2 separate regions of the Homo sapiens genome follow, and region 1 is linked to region 2. Evidence: read pairs that join two places in POLR2A ChIA-PET (ENCODE). Cell type or tissue: endothelial cell of umbilical vein. All regions are shown on one strand. Each heading gives the region's core, and the rest is flanking DNA. Links, peaks and the distances in the headings are about the cores only.

Evidence for each region. ChIA-PET counts read pairs that join two places held together with the same protein. Peaks named below come from ENCODE experiments on the same cell type or tissue, not always from the same donor. Only the 100,000 strongest peaks of a DNase experiment are listed, where the experiment ranks them.
Region 1: POLR2A ChIA-PET joins it to region 2 with 10 read pairs; 2 of 35 experiments call an interaction of 5 or more read pairs at or near these places.

What each region holds. Positions count from the first base shown.
Region 1 is chr10:3,274,370-3,283,923 of GRCh38, reverse strand. It overlaps LOC124902537 (a long non-coding RNA gene), which reads left to right and starts at 6,221. Exons shown (of 2, transcript XR_007062361.1): 1 at 6,221-6,937. LOC107987146 (a long non-coding RNA gene) reads right to left here and starts at 7,207. Exons shown (of 2, transcript XR_001747320.2): 1 at 6,831-7,207; 2 at 1,614-1,881. In endothelial cell of umbilical vein, for the core only: no CTCF peak of the experiment used is centred there; a DNase peak (open chromatin) is centred at 5,003.
Region 2 is chr10:3,488,301-3,497,854 of GRCh38, reverse strand. LINC02669 (long intergenic non-protein coding RNA 2669) reads left to right here. Exons shown (of 5, transcript NR_155743.1): 3 at 131-202. All of the region lies in intron 1 of LOC105376360 (a long non-coding RNA gene), which reads right to left. The region is part of intron 1 of LOC124902538 (a long non-coding RNA gene); the gene reads right to left. It overlaps LOC107984192 (a long non-coding RNA gene), which reads right to left. Exons shown (of 2, transcript XR_001747329.1): 2 at 6,213-9,554. Among named protein-coding and RNA genes, the nearest start is that of LINC02669, 9.8 kb to the left of the region's middle. In endothelial cell of umbilical vein, for the core only: no CTCF peak of the experiment used is centred there; no DNase peak of the experiment used is centred there; H3K27me3 peaks cover 1,082 bases.

The sequences.
Region 1 (9,554 bases), core at 930-8,929, 210 kb after region 2:
TTTTTTTTTTGAGACAGAGTCTCACTCTGTCACCAAGGCTGGAGTGCAGTGGCACAATCTCGGTTCACTGCAAACTCCGCCTCCTGGGTTCAAGCAACTCCGGAGTAGCTGGGATTACAGGCACGCACCAGCACACCTGGCTACCACAAATATTTTTATTTGGGTTCCTGTGTGGTGGCTCATGCCTGTGATCCCAATGTTCGAGAGGCTGAGGTGGGTGGATGGCTTGAGGCCGGGAGTTCAAGACCAGCCTGGGCAACATAACAAGACCTCATTCTCTATGAAAAAAAAATTTAAAAATACAAAATTAGCCAGATATGGTGATGTGTACCTGTGGTCCCAGCTACTCAGGAGGCTGAGGCAGGAGGATCACTTGAGCGCAGGATATCAAGGCTGCAGTTAGCTATGATTGTGCCACTGCACTTCAGCCTGGGCTACAAAGCCAGACCTTGTCAAAAAAGAAAGAAAGAAGGAAAGAAGGAAGGAAGGAAGGAAAGAAAGAAAGAAAGAGGAAAGGAGAGGAAAGGAGGGAGGAAAGGAGAGGAAAGGAGGGAGGAAAGGAGAGGAAAGGAGGAAGGAAAGAAGGAAGGAAGGAAGGAAGAAAGGAAGGAAGGAAGGAAGGAAGGAAATAATTTAAAGCTATTATAAAACAAATCCCAGGCCAATCTTTACATCCATAGTGTCAAATAGACTTTCTGTGTTGCTTTCTCAATTACCTACTGAATGGGTGTGTGTTGATGAAGGGTTAACTCTTTGAGAACAAGGGCATGCATCATAATTGCCTGACATCCACCCCAGCGCTGAGCAGAGGCCCTGGCATGCAGGGGGCTTAATAGATATGTTGCTGTTCTTAAGAGCCATAGGATTCTGGAGAGATAGTTACTGATGATCCCAAGTTGATGCAGGTTACTTTGAAACACAGATGCATAAAATTGGCCCCAGGCTCATTTTTAAAGAGAGAAAAATATTTGTTATAAGAAAATAAGCTAATTTTTTTCTTTCTGCATTTGCCTCTCTGATGGTATAATTTATGAACACATGTACAACCTTAGGCTGAAATTGAATAGCTGAGCATGGTCAACAGTGAAGGGTAGTAACAACATTGACATGTTTGAGGTTAAAATGTTCCCCATTTTTTAACTGCAGCGTAAACCTACAGTCCTTATTATGCCCCATAAATAATAGCAGCAACCACAACAAAAGAAAAACTATAAAAATTAAATTGTGAAAACTAAATTATTTATGTGATTTCATTTGTTAGATGTATTTTGTGCCACTGAGCCTGGCTTCCTTCTGATGTCATAAGACTATTAGGAACTGTAATAATCTTCAGGGGATATGAGATTTATCAGCTCTTGCAGAATGGGATGGGAGCCAAAGGAGGAGATGAAGGGAAACTGGTGAAATTCATCAAGTTGTGCTCTGTGTACTGGCCAAGAGAATGCAGTAGGTTATTATTCAAGCATTTTCCACAGTAGGAACACAATTTGACCACTACCATATGTTGAATTTGAAATTACATGTTATCCTTTTCCAAAAACAATCCCATAAGAATGTCCATACTTTTGTCAACAAATGGCTTTATCCACTAAAAAGGGACACACATACAGAAAGAGAGAAAGTGTTGATATTTACTAGCTCACTGGGAGACATAACATTTTAATCGTGCTACACAAGCCAGACTGGCTTGTGATGATGGAGAGACGGGGTGATGAGACTCCAATACATCACTGTTTCCTTTGCCGTAAAAAAAACAACGGCATCCGTCTCCCTGTGGCATGTGAATGGGTTCCAGTCAGTGGCCTTGAAATATGAGGCTTTCCTCTTCACTTGAGGCGATATTGGAGTTATTTGGAATAGATAGGAGCCATCTTTCCAGTCCTAACACAAAACAAAGGCATCATTGTAGGAGCAATTTTGAAAATGTATGAACTTCATAAAATGTTCCATTTTCCACATTGTGAGTTTGGCTTGCACAGTCGAAACATCAGAGCTCAGAAAGACTACCTATTAAGGTCTCAACCCTTTAGCCTGAGTGTCTGACATTAACAAAGAATAAAGTATGTATCCTATGCAACAGTCATCAATAGTGAGACAGGAAATAAATATGTCACTTTGCATGCCATCCAACCCCAACAGCCAAGGTAGCCAGCAGGTTCAGAGATGTTTCAATGAAGCTGTTCTGCATTTATGTTTATTGCTAAAGCCATATTTTTAATTTCCACATGATGAGGTTTTAAAAGAGTTTCTGTTAGGTCTACAGTAAAAGCGACTGCCTTAACATATTAGTAAACAAAATGGAATATAAATGTGTTGGTTATTTTGTTTTCTTTCCAAAATGAATCAATAGCTCCAAGGCACTTCAAAACAAAATCCACATCAAAAATAAGCTGACACGATAAACTATTGTGGTGAGCACATGGATGCCAAATCCCCCAGCCTTTCCTTCAGGCTTCTAAACACAATACATGTGGATGGCTTTGAAGGAAAACCAAATTTCACTGAAAGACACTGGACTCACCAAGAACTACGTGTTTCCTAGCAGAGTTGACAGGACTCTAGGACTCTAATTGTTCTCAAAGATTCAGCTCATTCGGTTATTCTTGATCACTCGGGGAAATGGGGTCTGACCCACTGGCCAAGTGTAAAAAGAAATAAGCAAGTGAAAAACCATGAAAGGCAATTTTGTGAAGTATTTTGGAATTGTTTTTCAATTGATGTTCATCATTTCCTCAATTGAACTGTGAATTTTCTGGCTGGAAGAAAGCCCTGTCTGCTCCTACAGAGAAAACCACACATTCGTGCCCAGAACTGTTTTAAAACTCAAGTCAGCCTGCAAATGACATAGATGTGGGCTGTGTTTGTTTGTGGGGTGTGTGTGTCTCCCACACAGCAGAGATTATGTGACTTACTTTGACCTGTGGATGCAGGCAAGAGGGGGAACGTAGAAGTGAGATATTTTTGTTTGCTTTTTAAAATTTGTATTTTAAAATATTTATAGATTCATACGAAGTTGAAAAGCTACTACAGAGATGTCCTTTGTCTCCTTTATACAGTTTCTCCCAGTGGGTGAATCCTGCATGATTATAGCACAACAGAAACCCAGGAAGCTGTCCCTGGTACAAGGTGTGCCTGGTACCATGTTACCCCCTGTGCACATCTGTGCAGCCACCTCTGTGATGGACGTACAGGACATTTTATCACCATTAAGATCTCCCTGGAGCTACCTGGTGGAATTGTGTCCCCCAAAACAATAGGTTGGAGTGAAGTCCTTGGCCCTAGTCATGCTGACTATGACCTTATTTGAAAATAGGGTCTTTATGGATGTAATCAAGAGAAGATGGATGAGGTCATACTGGAGTCGGGCGGGCTCCAAATCCAACAACTGGTCTCCTCGTGAGAAGCGGGGAAGAGGCACAGAAGTCCACATTGGGGGAGGCCATGGGAAGATGGACGCAGAGGCTGGACGGATGCATTTAGGAGCCAAGGATGCCAAGGACGCTCAGCGGACCCTGGAAGCTGGGAGAGGGGAAGAGAGATCCGGATCCCCCCTAGGGCCTTCAGAGGGAGTGTGGCCCTGCCCACGCCATGATTTCAGACTCCTAGTTTTCAGAATGGTAAGAGGATAAATTCCAATTGTATTAAGCCACCCAGTTTGTGATCATGTGTTATGGTAACCCTGGAAAATGAATACTTACATGTTTACAGTCACACGCTCCTCCCCTCCCCAACTCCACCATCTCTAGCTCACGACAGCCACCAATCTGTTTCCTATCACTATCACTTTGTCATTTTGATAATGTTATATGAATTGAATTCTACAGCATGGGACCTGTCGGGGTTGGCTTCTTTCACTCAGCATAATGCCCTTGAGATCTACCTGTAGCTTGCTGCTGTCTTTGCTGAGTAATATTCCCGGGTGTGGATGGCCACAGCTTGCCTACCCGTCCACCGAGTGAGGGGCATTTTGGAGAGTTCCATTTTTTTGCTATTACAGATAACGCTGCCATAAGCGACCATGCACAGTTGTTTCTGCAAACGGAAGTTTTCATTTCTCTGGATAAATGGCCAGGAGAGCAGCTGCCGAGTCCTACTGGGAAGTGTATGTTTAGTTTCTAAGGAGCTGCCTGTTCTCCGGAGTGGCCTACACCTTTGATACCCACACCAGCAATGTGTGGATGATCCTGTTTCTCCATGTCCTCACCAGCGTCTGGTGTGGTTACTCTTTTCTAATTTAGCTGAGCCAATAGGTGTGTAATAAGAACTCATCGCATCTCTCTAACAGCGAGTAATGTTGAACATCTTTCCACGTGCTTTTTCGTCATCCACATGTCCTTTTTAGTGAAATGTCTCTTCATGTCTTTTGCACATTTTCTAATTGGCTTGTTTGCTTTACTGTTGTATTTAAGTGTTCTTTACATGTCTAGATAACAATCCTTTGTCAGATATGTGGTTTGCAAGTATATTCTTCCAGTCTGTATCTTCTCTCAACAGGGTCCTTCTCTGCACATGATCTTAAGGCTAACAGGGTCCTTCAAAGAGCCAAGCCTTTTTTGATGAAATCCAATTTATTGATTTATTTCTTTTATGGACTGTGGTTTTGGTGACATGTTTGCAAACTCTAGGTCTTGAAGATTTTGCCCTATGTTATTGTCTAAATGTATAGTTTTATGTTTTATACTTGAATCTATGATCCATTTTTAGCTAATTTTTGTATAAGGTGTGAGGCTGAGGTTTCTTCTTTTGCTTATAGATATCTAATTTCTCCATGGCTTCATTTATTTATGCAATTTTACACTAAAATTAAATAAACATCCTTTTTCCTTTTGTCTCATTTTCCTGCTGGATGCTGTTAGCAGATAACAGTCTCAGTGCACCTGCTAATAATGTTTACCTCTCCTGGGAGCTGATCTGACACAATTTTAGGAAGCTAGCAGTCTCACAAAACAGGAGTCTAGAAATTGAGACAGTTCAGTGAGATTTTCTTATCAGGAAACTACTCCTGGAACAAGGCAAGATATAAGAAAAGAAGAGATTGTTTAAAGAACAGGAAGTTAACAAAAAATCCAGGAAGCAGTTGGACCATCGTAAGAGTGCTCAGAACTTCAAGGGGGTGGAAAGGCCCCTATGCATCCTGGACTTCCTTCCGAGGGCCACAACTGAGGGGTCTGGGACTAGCGTCAGTCACCCCGGAAGCTAAACCAGTCATCCTGGACTTCCTTCTGAGGGTCACGACTGAGGGGTCCAGGACTAGCATCTGTCACCCCAGAAGCTAAACCAGTCATCTCCATTGGATTTCCAAACACCCTCTCAATATCTAATAAAACATCCTTTTAGAAATACCTCCAGTTACAAAAGAAACCACCAATAACTGCATTTCTTTAATTGCACACACACACAGACACACACACAGACAGACACACACAGACACACACACACACACACAGAGTTATCAAAAATGATGACATGCTAATTGAACATTTCTTATTCACCATACTTGACTGAATCTAATGTTGACTGTTTTCAAAATAAAAACTCCACCGTCATAGGATACATGGCTAGCATTCAAAAAAAGAGACAACTGTAATCCCAGCATTTTGGGAGGCCAAGGTGGACGGATCACCTGAGGTCAGGAGTTTGAGACCAGCCTGGCCAATATGGTGAAACCCCTTCTCTACTAAAAATACAAAAATTAGCTGGTCATGGTGGCAGGTGCCTGTAATCCCAGCTACTTGGGAGGCTAAGGCAGGAGAATCACTTGAACCTGGGAAGCAGAGGTGAGCCAAGATCATACCACTGCACTCTAGCCTGGGTGACAGAGCAAGACTCTTTCTCAAAAAAAAAAAAAAAAAAAAAAAACAAGAGAGAGAGAGAGGCCCCAAAATATTTTTTTTGTAATTCTCATTGCCTCATTTTGGAAGTATGCACCCTTCCAAAGGGATTATCTTGAAGGAAACAACACTTTTCAGTGTATACGTTTGAGTATGCTTCTTTAAAATCCGTAAACTTTGAATCACTTTATTTTATTGAGATGTCAACATGTAATTGAATGTGCTAGGGAGAACTCACCTGACAGTTTTCTAAGTGCTTTCTTTCTGAGTCTCTGTTCAGCTGGCAATCCCCCACTTTATTATGTGATCTCCCCCCACATGTTTTTCTTGGCCAGGAGGAGAACATCACGGTGCAGGGCAAACACAGGGGCTGGGATTTACGCAAAGACAGTGGATAACACCAACCTATCTCTTCTCTTTCTTGAAATCTCATTGTAAAATACAGAAAATGGTCTTCTGAGAGATAGAGACTCACAATCATTGTTTTTAAGAAGAAGACAGGAAAGAGCAGCAGTGAGGTTCTGGGGCTAAGCAGAGAGCTTCTCAGTGCTGGGGCACGGCACGTTGCTCAGATCAGCTTTCCCGGTGAGAGTAACAGAACGCGGAAGGAACTCTAAGAAGCCTATTTAAAAATGACTGACTAGCGGATGTGATAGAGAGCGATTATCAGGGTAGACCATAAGCCTGTAACACAGAGGGGGTGGCCAAGCACAGCCCAGCTTTCGTCCCAAGGATGCCAGCTAAACCAAGGAAAGGTGAACTGGAATTTCATGATCTCTTAAAGTTTGGAGACATGGGAATGTGGGGGCTTCAACAGGAAGTCCTGCTCTCCTAAAGCCGGGATCAGAAAAGGCCACACTCTCAGCAGAAGAGTAAAACCCCACCCTGAAACACAGGATGGATCCACGTGCTCCGGATAAAAGGGAAGGTCGAAAAGCTAACAGAGTTCGGATACAAAACAGAACAAAGACGAAACAAAAAGCTGCAGCCGAACCCTACCTGCTGCTCCATGTTGAAATCTGCCTCCTCAAGTCGGGAGCGAGACCAGAAGGAACACCCGAGACTCCGACATCAGCGTCAGCTGCAGGGGCTCCCGGAAGGACAAGGTGAGAAAAAGAAGCAAAAGGATTGGAAGGAAAACAACAAGGAAAATGGATATAATCTGCATTTTTAGATCATATCACGGTGAACATAGGAATTTTAAAATAGTAGAATGAATAAGAGATTTTGGCCAATTTTCTGACAACCCAAGCAGAATGGTGGGTGTTGGGTGGGGGAGTTTGCCGCTGAAAATGCCAACGTGGCTTTGAAAACCTGGGGCGTGCTTGTTTAGGGATTTGGGTTTGAAAACCTGGGGCGTGCTTGTTTCGGGATTTGGGTTTGAGCTCCTAGTTGGAAGAAAAGATGGTGAAGAATTTTGAGAAAGGGAGTGGCATGATGTAAATGATGCCATCTTTTTAAGGATCACTTGGGTTGGTCCAGGAAATGTGGGGTGTGGCCGGGAGGGCAGTTGGAGGAGGGGGAGGGGACAAGCAACTGGGACCGGGGGAGAGGGGAGAGGGGGAGTTCAGCTGGGGACGCCTGCAGGACGTGAGGCTTGCTGGACCCCAGTGGACTGATGGTGGGTCTGAGAGAGAAAACTCAAGAATAATGTTTAAGTTTGTGTCTTAAATGAAAGCTAACTCAATCCCAGTGACTTGGGAGACTGAGGCAGTAGGATCGAGGGAGCCCAGGAGTTTGAGGCTTCAGTGAGCCACGATCGCACCACTGCACTCCAGCCTGAGTGACAGAATGAGAGCCTGTCTCATAATAAAATAAGTAAAATAAAATAAATAAAATAAAAATGTGAACAATGATGCTATTGACATAAATGTGGAGGGTTGGAGTCGGGACGTGGTTGAGGGAGCAAATACTGAGAAAGCTGCGTCCTATAAAAGGTGGCATCCATTCAAAAACCAAGTGGCGTCACTGTGGGAGAAGTTGGTGGCAGTTCCTCTTCCTTCTCAGCCCAATTTCATCGCCAGCCCATTCCCCTGGTAACTCCATGTCCCTCACTTCCCTCATCCTGATCAGGGATGACCGAGACCCATGAGAAGAGAGCCTTCACTGGCCCCATCAGGACCCAACTAGGACTTGCTTCCACCTGTTCTCCTCTTGCCAGAGATAAACCCACGACGCTATTGCCCGAGCCACTGCTGTGGGGCTTCATGCCCTGGGTCCCGTCCCCCTCACTAATTCAAGCACATGTCTGCAGCAGCTCTCTCTCCCCGCCTACCATTAAATTTCCCCCTTTCAGTCAACTGGGGGCCTCATGACCCACAGGCATCCCTCAGCTGAATCGTTCCTATCAGCATCAAAACCCATCTATCATGTTCCAATTTTATATAAAGTCACCCTGTCTACACCGCGTTCCCCACCAGCTAGTAACTCCGTTCTCCCAGGGCAGGCATGGTCTGGATGTCTACCAAGCCTCTTGACCGTGTGTAGAGTCAGGGCTCTCAGAGAAACAGAACTGGTGGGAGCCATACCTTTATCTAGGGTGAGATTTACCTTAAGGAATCGGCCCATGTGACTACAGAGGCTGAAAATCCCCACAATCTACTGTCCACCATGAGAGGCCTCAAAATCTACCATCCACCGTGAGAGGCCCAGATGATCTGCCAGCAGGATCCCAGCTCACAGGCAGAAGAGCCATATCTCAGCTTTGTGTGTCAGACACACAGAGAGAGTAGTCTCCATTCCTTGGCCTTTCTGTCCTGCTCAGGCCCCCCACAGATTGGGTGAAGCCCACCCACCCTGGGGAAGGCCACCTGCTTTACTCAGTTCGCCAATTAAAATGCTGGTCTCTTTCAGGAACTTCCCCACAGACATACCCACAAATAATGTCTTACCAGCAACCTGGGCACCCCTTAGCCTAGTCGAGTTGACATGAAGTTGTCCATCACTGTCCCTCCAAGTTAGTGACACATTTCTAGACATCACTTGCGGTTACGGCCGGCCATGTGACTGAGTGCTGGTAATGAAACACTCCTGGGAGTGACCCAACTCCTCCCCGGCCCATGAAATGCCAGCACCAGCAGAGCATGTCCCTGTGTGTCAGCCACGTGGAGAGGACCTTAGAGATGCTGGGATTTGAAGGAAGCTGTCCTTACAAGACTCTGTGGAACAGGGATTTCTCACCTCCCCCCTCAAATTCCCACCCCATTAGACTTGATCAACTTGAGCGAAAAATAAAATCTAGTGTTTAGCCACAGAGATGTTGGCTTCCTTGTGAGAGAAGCTGCCGTGACTTACGCTAATTAATCGACAACCCCAAAGCTGCCCAGGCTTGCTGTTTCTGTCTCTTTCCTCCGATTTCTTTTGAAGCCACTCTGGTTGATTTCACCTCTGCTAGTCCTTGGGGACAGCTTGTGCCAGACTTCCCAGGGCATCTGTTTGCCTAAACCAACAGTGAATGTGGAGTCCTCCCCTCCCCTGACTCTCAGCACCGTGGGATACACCTGGTCACCCCCACCCCATCACATTCCTCACCCAGCTCCTGGGGCTCCACTCCTCGCCCCGTGCTCCTCCCACTTTACTTGCTGCTCCCTCTCACTCTCCTTTGCTGCTGAATTAAAGGTCAAGTGTTTGAAACATGGTGAGAGAACTTTCAACCCTCTATCTCTCTTCATAGAGGCTCCCCTCCTAATCCCGCCACTCTTTTACATTCAACGCCAATGTTCG
Region 2 (9,554 bases), core at 475-8,474:
CTTATTCTAATAGTTGATCTGTATATCCGAATATATTTTCTATCTACACAATCATGCTGATAATGCAAAATGACAGTTTTACTTTATCTTTCCAATTCTCACGACTTTTCCTTTGTTTGCCTTATTGCAGTGAAGAGAACATCCCGTGTACTATCGTGTAGAAGTTGTAGTAGACGCTGTGGTCTTTCCAACAACAAACAAAGTAAGTTTTCGAAGTTTTATTATCAAGTATGATAACCTCTGTAGGGTTTTCTTGAGATACCCTTTTTCAGATAAACAAAACCTCTCTCTGTAGTTTGCTACCAATTTTATTTTGAATGGGTGTTGAAAATATCAAGTGCTCATTTTGTGTCTACTGAGATGCTCCTGTGAGTTTTAATGGTAATATAATAAATCACATTGTTTGAATTTTAAATCTTGGCACACATTTATAGAATAAACCCAACTTGGTTGTAATGTATAATTCTTTTTGTATGCCACAGATTTGGTTTGTTAATATTTCGTCTAGGAGTTTTGTATCTCTGCTTATGAGAATAATCTGCCCGTAATTTTCCTATCTTACAATGTCTTTGTGAAGTTTTGTTATTAAGATTGCGCTGGCCTCATGCAGAGAGTCCGAAGCGTTCCTGCCTTTGCCATTTTCTGGTTGAGTTCATGGATGGTTAGTGTCAGCTCTCCCTGCAGTGTTTTTAGTGATTGAATGATTCAGTCCTCTGGACTTGACTTTTCTTATTGAGAATGTTTCAAATTACAAGTTCAATTCCATCCATAAAAATGGAGTTATAAAGATTTTGTACTTCTTGTTTTAGTTCTGGAATTAGTGGTATTTTTCAAGGAATGTGCTCATGCCATCTAACATTTCAAATTGATTTGCAAAACAATGGTCATGATACTCTCTGCTTCCTAACCCAAAGAACCTGCAAAAATGTTCTTTTACCTGGTAAAAGGAACTTGGCAGAGATGACTAAATCAAGGATCCAGTCACGCTAATATCTCACAAATAAGTATCTCTGTTCCACCCCTCTTCCCTGAGCTTGAGACCCTCAACACCCCAGCACAGCACTGCTAACCAAGTGCCTTACAATCTTGGATGTTCCACAGGGAGGAACCAAACCTTTGAGCCTCTACGCATCTCCCTCTCCTTCCTTTCCTGGATTCCTCTATCTCAATCAAATCATTACTCAGGTCCTTAAACTACACCTGCGTTCATTTTAGTTATCTGTTTAACATTTACTGGCTTCACATTATTTCCTCAGAAAAAGGAAAAAAAAAGTGAATTTCTTGCCCAGATCTGCAACAACTTCTAAGATCTGACCTGTAGCCACCCACACCTGGAAGCTCCAGCCTTGCCTCTCCCCAGTTCACCCAGTAAGCGCTGGACACGGGGCTGAGCTGGGACTTCGATGCTTACTCTGCCTGGAAACCTCCTTTCTCTCTCCCCACTTCTGAGGCTCCGCTCAGGTGCTGTTTTACCTGAAACCCTCCAGGCTGTTCTCTCTGGAAATGCCTCTCTCTTCTGCCCTTTATCTTCCACCTGAATGGGAGGATGTCTCATTCCTAACACTCAGGACAGGTCTTCATAGCGTTTATCCTGCTTTGTCATCTGCATGCCCCACAGGGCTGAGAGCTCCAAGGAGCTGTGAATCACACCTCCGACTCCCCCCAGGGTACAGGAACGGGGTTCAGAATGCTCTTCCCAAAGGTGAGATACAACATGAAGAGTGGTTATTTCTGGGTTATGGGATGAAGAGTAATTTTTTTGTTTTCTTTATTAGACGTTACTAAATGAACCTGCTTGGTGTTAACCACATGTGGCTTTTATAATCAGAGAAATAAAACAAAACTGACAGTAAAAATACATAGAAGAAGGATTATGTAAAATTTATAATTAAAAATTTGTTGATTTTAAATGATGGTGCTTAGAGGGTATTACCTTTGTCTTCAAATTGGAAAGCCTCAGCTGTCCGGGGTAATGATTTGCCCAAACACTCCATTTAATTCGAGTTTTACTGTCTGTATTTTGTAACAATAAGATTATTGCTTCTATACCCTACACATGCGCAGAGAGATAAAGGAAGGGTATGTTCTTTTAACTTCTTTTCTAATCTTGGGTCCAAGTCAAGGGATTTTATTTCTAATGCTTGGTCTTTACAATTTTTCTTTTTTCTCATTTCTCCTTGATTTTCCAAAAGGGAAAAGGGGAAACTCTTGGGTTTTGGTTTCAGCATTATTCCCAAAAGACTTCAAATTAATTTACAGGACTCTGGGTTGAGCGCAGTTGCCTTTCTGGCCTGAGGGTGTAAACTTTTTCTTAGGCAAATTCCCTGCTGAGTTCCCAAAATAGCAGAGAGTAAATGTAGTCCCACGTGTTTTGAGTCTAAACAGATGTATGTATGTGGATTTGTAAGTGAGTCACATCTATACTGTTCTTTTACTCGAGAGTAATTGGGCCAGGCACTGTGGCTCACGGCTGTAATCCCAGCATTTTAGGAGGCCAAGGCGAGAGGATCACCCGAGGTCAGGAGGTTGAGATCAGCCTGGCCAACATGGTGAAATCCCTTCTCTACTAAAAATACAAAAATTAGCCTGGTGTGGTGGCGCGCACCTGTAGTCCCAGCTCCTTTAGGAGGTGGAGGCAGGATAATTGCTTGAACCAGGGTGATGGAGGTTGCAGTGAGCTGAGATCGTGCTACTCACTCCAGCCTGGGTGACAGAGCTAGACTCCGTCTCAAAAAATAAATAATACAAATAAGTAAGTAGCGTAATCGGCAGAGTATTAAGGAGTCATTCTCCTGCCAGCCACGCTGAATGCACACACCCTGATGGCAGTGAACAGCGTCCACTGGATGTGAGCTTAGTGCTGAGGACCAGCACGCCTTTGCTAATGTCCTCAAAGGGAAGGCCCCTGAGGCTCGGAGAGCTGATGCCCTGCCTGGGGTCTCAGGCTTATGCCGCTGGGATGTCTCTGCTCTCCTCTGTCTCGTGACCACCATGGCGCAGGCTCTCTCTGCATCTTTCCCATCCTCCCCACCTTCCCCCTACAGTTGCCCTCAAGCTTCAGTTCCTAAAGTAGAAAAGAAATAAAAATAAAGCGAAACCAGTACGATGACTCACTGGTGAGCCAAGTATAATTTTCCTTTAATACCGCACAGCATATAAGGCTAATTTTGAGACAGCTCGCTTTCCCCCATGGAATAGCCAGATAAAGTCACTTTCTTGAGGAAACACAGCTGCTTCTAAAGAGAGGAAGAAATGACTTTCTCTGTGGTGATCGCCCGTTTGGAATGTCCCAAGGCTACATTCAGTGCCCCCTTCGCCACTTCCTCCACCTGGGAGCACCGCAGGAGTCGGAATTCCAAGTGTGGTTCATCCACAGCCTCTTTCTCATGGCCTGAAACGTGCTTTTTACTGGAAAACACTCTGATACATCCTGAAGCTAAATGCTTCTTAGAATACACTGTGATGTAACACTGTGATGGAAATCATCCCGTAAAAGCCGAGTGAGGGCAAGCATTCCCCAGTCAGGCGGCGTGAGGCTTGCCTGACGTTCACGCACTTCTAACAAGAAAGGAGGTAGCTCACACTCAACGCCGTTACTTAAGTAAGGTTAATAGAACAGCAGACAGGAAAAAGCACAAAAACTTAGGAAGACACAGAGCCATGGGCTCCCCGCCAAACACCTTCGGTGATTGCAATACAGAAGACGGCACGTGGAATCTGCCCTTGACTCCTTGAAAATACGATGTGACCGAGTTTTCAGTGTTAACAGGAACCGAGACAAAAACGTTCACGTATTTTGTTATCATCTGTGCTCTGGGACATGAGTTATGTTCTTGAAAATTCTGAGTTTGGGCTACATTATTTTAAGAGAATTCACAATAAAACCTTATATAATTATTTGTTCTGTGATGGAAATGTTCAAAGAAATAATCTCTTCCTGGGTACAAAAGTGGACATTAGGATAGACCAGAAAGATTAGTCCTCTTTATATACAAAAACAGGTTTGGAGAGAGGATTGTCAAAGAGGTGGAGAGGCAGCCTCAGAGAGAGAGAGAGAACAACCTCAGATGAGTCATTCAAGTCTGCTAAACTTCAACTTACCCAAATGAAAATGAAGATAATGATACCTGTTCTTATAAGGTCAGGCAGGTATCATTGTTATGACAGCAAATGAGATGCTTCATCTGAAAGCGCTAACCAACCTTGAGACAGTATTTAATCCCACTGAAGACACCTCTGTTCATGAGCTTTGGTGCAGAAACTAGTTTTCAGAAACAAATCAGTTTAAAAAAAGTACTTAAAATGTATTTATATAGAGTTTATTTGCATTACATTCCTAGAAACAATGTTTGGTTTTGAAAAGAGCATAGATACACTATGTTTGGCTGTAATGTGATAATTGTGTTTCCAAGAAAGCTTATACTGTTAGAGATTATTTTATAAACTATTGATTCAGTGGGAAAAGTTTGGGAATGGCAGTTGGATGGTTTCAGATTTACAACTGAAAAGTTATTTTGCAGATAGGCATTTTAGTGAGTAGGTGAGTCAGTCATCGCAGATGTATAAAGGTTAGCCTACACATCACGGAGTGATTCTTTCATTTGAACGCACTGATGCTTCTCACACAGAGTGGCCTTTCCCTCCGCTTTCCACCAGCATCATCAATTTCCAGGCATCTCACGCATTCTAGATAATATTCTCACTCACTGTTACAATGTTGAATGCACAGAGCTACTCAAAGTGTCTGTATTGCCTGGACAATAACCCTGGGTAACAACCAATTACTGGCTTCTTGGGCAAATTCTGTTCCCAGGATAATCTACCTCTTTTTAGCCATTTAAAATAATATAACCTCTTGCTATAGAATTAATGTCTGTATTGACTTTCATTTCCATTTTTAAAATAAATTAAACTTCCCACAACCCATTTCCAGGTTAGACTGAATAGCAACAATGGTGATGATAATAATAGTAATAAAATGGATCTTACTTATTGAGAGCTTACTCTAATGCTTCAGTACCGTTCCAGTGTCACTGGTGAAAGTCATTTGGTGTTGCAGTATTTTACAGTGAACGAGCGCATCAGACAACCGCTTCTCCGTGGTTCAGCTGCAGCCTATATTCCCCGGGCTACTAAATTGTAGCCACAAACCAGGGATCCAAATAATAACAAGAAGACTCCTAATCTCTGAGTGTTTAACCTAGGTGAAACTCGCTAAATACTTTGTACATAGATTATCTTATTCAACCTGAACAACAAAAGCTAACAGATAGGTACAGTGATGCTCGTTTTATAGGTTAAAAACAGTAAGCTTCAGAAAGTTGAGTATCTCCTCTAGGATATTACAGCTAGGAGTGTATCAAATCATGATTTTAACCTAGGTACAGGCAACTTCAAGGTTTGAACTTTAAATCATGGCTTCATTTGAGGGGAACAAAAGAATTATTATAAATAATTTTATGTGTCTCAACATAGCAGAATGTTTAAATTTCTATTAAAGATAGACTACCTTACAAAGCGAGGTATAAATTATAAAACAAACAACTTTATTAGAGCCACACTCAGTGTGTCCATATCCTAAGCCATCATCTGCTTCCATGGAACATCTGTGAATTGGCAGAGCTGGACTAGCTGTCTGAACTCAACACAAGCTACAGACTTAAGTTTATAAAGAACTTGCGTATATATTTATACACACATATATGTATATATACACACACACATATATATATGTATATACATACACATATATACACATACACATATATTCAGAGGGAAAGTTAGGGCAGGAGGAACACTGTCCAGACAGATTTGGGGTCATGGAAAGAAAACTGTTTTCTGGCCCTTTGATTTTTAATATGTGTCTTTTTTTTTAACTTGTATTTTAGGTTCAAGGGTACATGTGCACATTGGTCATATAGGTAAATTGCATGTCAGAGTGGTTTGGCATATGGATTATTTCATCACCCAGGTAATCAGTATCCAATCAGTAGTTTTCTCTACTCTCCTTCCTCCCACCTCCACTCTCAAGTGGATTCTGATGTCTGTTGTTTCCTTCCCTGAGTCTCTGTGTACTCAACGTCCAGCTCCCACTTATAATTGAAAGCATGTGGTATTCGATTTTCTGTTCCTGTGTTAGTTTGCTTAGGATGATGGCCTCCAGCTCCACACACGTCACTGCAAAGGACATGATGTTGTTTTTTTTTTCTTTATGGCTGCATATTATTCTATGGTGTATATGAAACATTTAACCTTTGCCTGGATTCAAAAAGACTTCCGAATAAACGAAAGCCTTCCCCAACCCCTTGCCAACCATACCTCCTCAATTCAGAATAGAGACATAAAGCTCTTCTTTCTGCAGTCGCCAGGAGAAAATACTTTATGATCTAAAACCAGTGTTAAAGTTGTCTATATCTAATAACACTGTGGAGCAAATAAATTCATTTGCTTAATTAGGGGTATATCTGGTAACTTATTTATCTTCATCAAGGGTTCACTGGAAAACTACACTGCTTAAAAGTTGATCATGATGGAGATTATTTTGATATATGTTAATGCCTCCATGAGCAAATGCTATGGGCAGTTTTAAGATGTTCCAGATTAAATCATCACAGCCATACTCCTATAACAGTATTTATGGATCATAAACTATATGATTTATCTACAGTATCACGTATCTATACGATACCTGATTTATCACAGTACTAATTTCTTTACATATACTATCTCATTTGGATCTTACAACACCTTCAAATATATAGGCACTAATACCATTCTCAATTAATTGATGAAGCATTTGAGGCTTAAATAGGTAAATTGCCTTGAAATAAAAAACTACATTCATAACCAACTGGTTAAACTTCACCATTCAATTTTTACGGCCAATAACGTAGAACTTGGGGCTTAAACGAGCCAATTATTTGCAATTATTTGCATGAGGGTTATAGTGATCAACACCTACCTTCTGTTTCACAGTGGGCAAGTCTATGCAAACCTGTCCCCAAAGTCCAAGGAGGCTGAGAGGCCAAAGAAAGAGGCTGGCAAATCCAGTCTCTTAAAAAGAAACATTTAACAGTGTCTTACAAACAGAAGCCACGTCTGTGTCTTAGGGGACTAGACAAGAGAATGGATCCCCGCCATTAGCCCCAGACCTGGAGCTCATGTACCAGGGAAAGGGTGGTTCAGAAGAGACATGCAGGACAACTGAAGTATGACAACATCACAGTTGTTTGACCTACAGGCAGGATTTATGCTAAGTGCCTGCTCTAACACAAGGAACAATCGATAAACTGAAAATCTTGGAGGCCTTCCTGGAACTGGGGTTCATCAAAGCCAACATGGGAGATTAGCTTCCAAGACAGAGTCTCTTGGCCTTAGTGGTGCTGCCTGCAGCATTCTAGCACCCACCTCCACATAAAAGCGAGAGGTGGTTCCCATTTATATCGGAGTCTTGGAAGGATCCATACATTTCATGCAGGGATGTCAGTCACGGCCAGCTGATACACTTATACAACATTACTGAGACCATAACTTTACAGTTTTTGTTCTTTCAATGTATCTCAAGGCCTGATTCTGAGAAATAATACTGCTGGGGAATTGTACAAATGATATGCATTTCATTCTTCTGTTCTTCACTGCATAAAAGAAACAAACTGTGAACTCGGACTTTATCTGCCTGACCCCAGATGGAGGAGCTTGTACTGCCTTGTCATTAGTGTTGGGCTCTTGACTTACATGGAGGGGTGCATTTCGACATGCCGCAGAAAGGTTTCCCAGGACGGGCAATCAGAGGAGGTTTGTCATCTGCTCATCACCCAGTATCTTCCTTATTAATAATACTCAAGAGGGAATTTTGTCTGAATACTTCAGAGCTGGTCGTGGGGATTGGGGGAGGTAAAAACAACAGAAAATAAAGTTTCATTCAAAAATTTAATCTGTATTTTTCAATGTTTTCTTCCTTTTTATTGATACATAATAATGGTACCTATTTATGGGGAACCTATGATATTTCGATACATACGTACAATGTGTAATGGTCAAATAGAGTAATTAGGACATCCATCACTGCAAACATTTGTCACTTTTTGTCATTATTTTTCAATGTTTTCTTCCACTTTACTGATACAAAACAATGGTACATATTTATGGGGAACCTGTGATATTTCGATACACACATACAATGTGTAATGGTAAACGAGGGTAATTAGGATATCCATCACTGCAAACATTTGTCATTTCTTTGTGTTGAGAGAACTTCTGTATTAGTCTGTTTTCATGCTGCTGATAAAGACATACCTGAGACTAGGTAATTTATAAAGAGAAAGAGGTTTAATGGACTCACAGTTCCACATGGTTGAGGAGGCCTCACAATCATGGTGGAAAGTGAAAGGCATGTCTTACATGGTGGCAGACAAGAGAGAATTGAAAACCAAGTGAAAAGGGTTTCCCCTTATAAAGCCATCAGATCTCACGAGACTTGTTCACTACCACAAGAACAGTATGGGGGAAACCACTCCCATGATTCAATTATCTCCCACTGGGTCCCTCCCACAACACATTGGAATTATGGAAGCTATAATTCCAGATGAGATTTGGGTGGGACACAGCCAAACCATATCAATTTCAAATCTCTTCTAGCTATTTTGAAATATACAATAAATTATTGCTAACTATAGTCATCCTATTGTATCATCAAACACTAGAACCTATTTCTTCATCTAACTGTATGTACCCATTAACCAACCTCTCCTTATCTCTCCACCCTTCCCAGCCTTCAGTTACCATCATCTATGCTCTGCCTTCATGAGGTCAACTTCTTTAGAGTCTACATATGAGTGAGAACATGCATGACCCGTCTTTCTGAGCCTGGCTTATTTCACTTAGCATAGGTCCTTCAGTTCCATCCTCACTACCGCAAATGACAAGATTCCCTTCCTTTTATGGCTGAATAGTATTCCACTGCGTATATGCACCACATTTTCTTTATCCATTCATCTGTTGATGGACACTTAGGTTGATTCCACGTCTTGGCTATTGTGAATAGTGCTATGATAAAATAAGTATTTCTCAAAAGGAGACATACACATGGCAAATACGAATATATTTAAAATGTTCAACATCACTAATCATCAAATACAAATCAAAAGCACAATGAGATACCATCTCACCCCAGTTAAAACAGCTATTATCAAAAGGACGAAAAAATCAATGCTGGCAAAGATGCCAAGAAAAGAAAACTCTTGTACACTGTTGATAGAAATGTAAGCTAGAACAGCCACTGTGAAAAACAGTATGGAGGTTCCTCAAGAAACTAAAAGTAGAACTCTGATCCAGCAATCCCACTTCTGAGTATGCACCCCAAGGAAAGGAAATCAGTGTGCCAAAGAGACACCTGCACCCCATATTTATGCAGCACTGATCACAATCGCCAAGATGTGGAATTAACCTGTACTTTTGTGAAAAATTGAATTATTTAAATGCTTCATTTTGCCTTTTCTTCTAGCCTCGTGCCAGCAACTTAAATCTATCAGCAATGGAGAATGCCTGGCATTGGC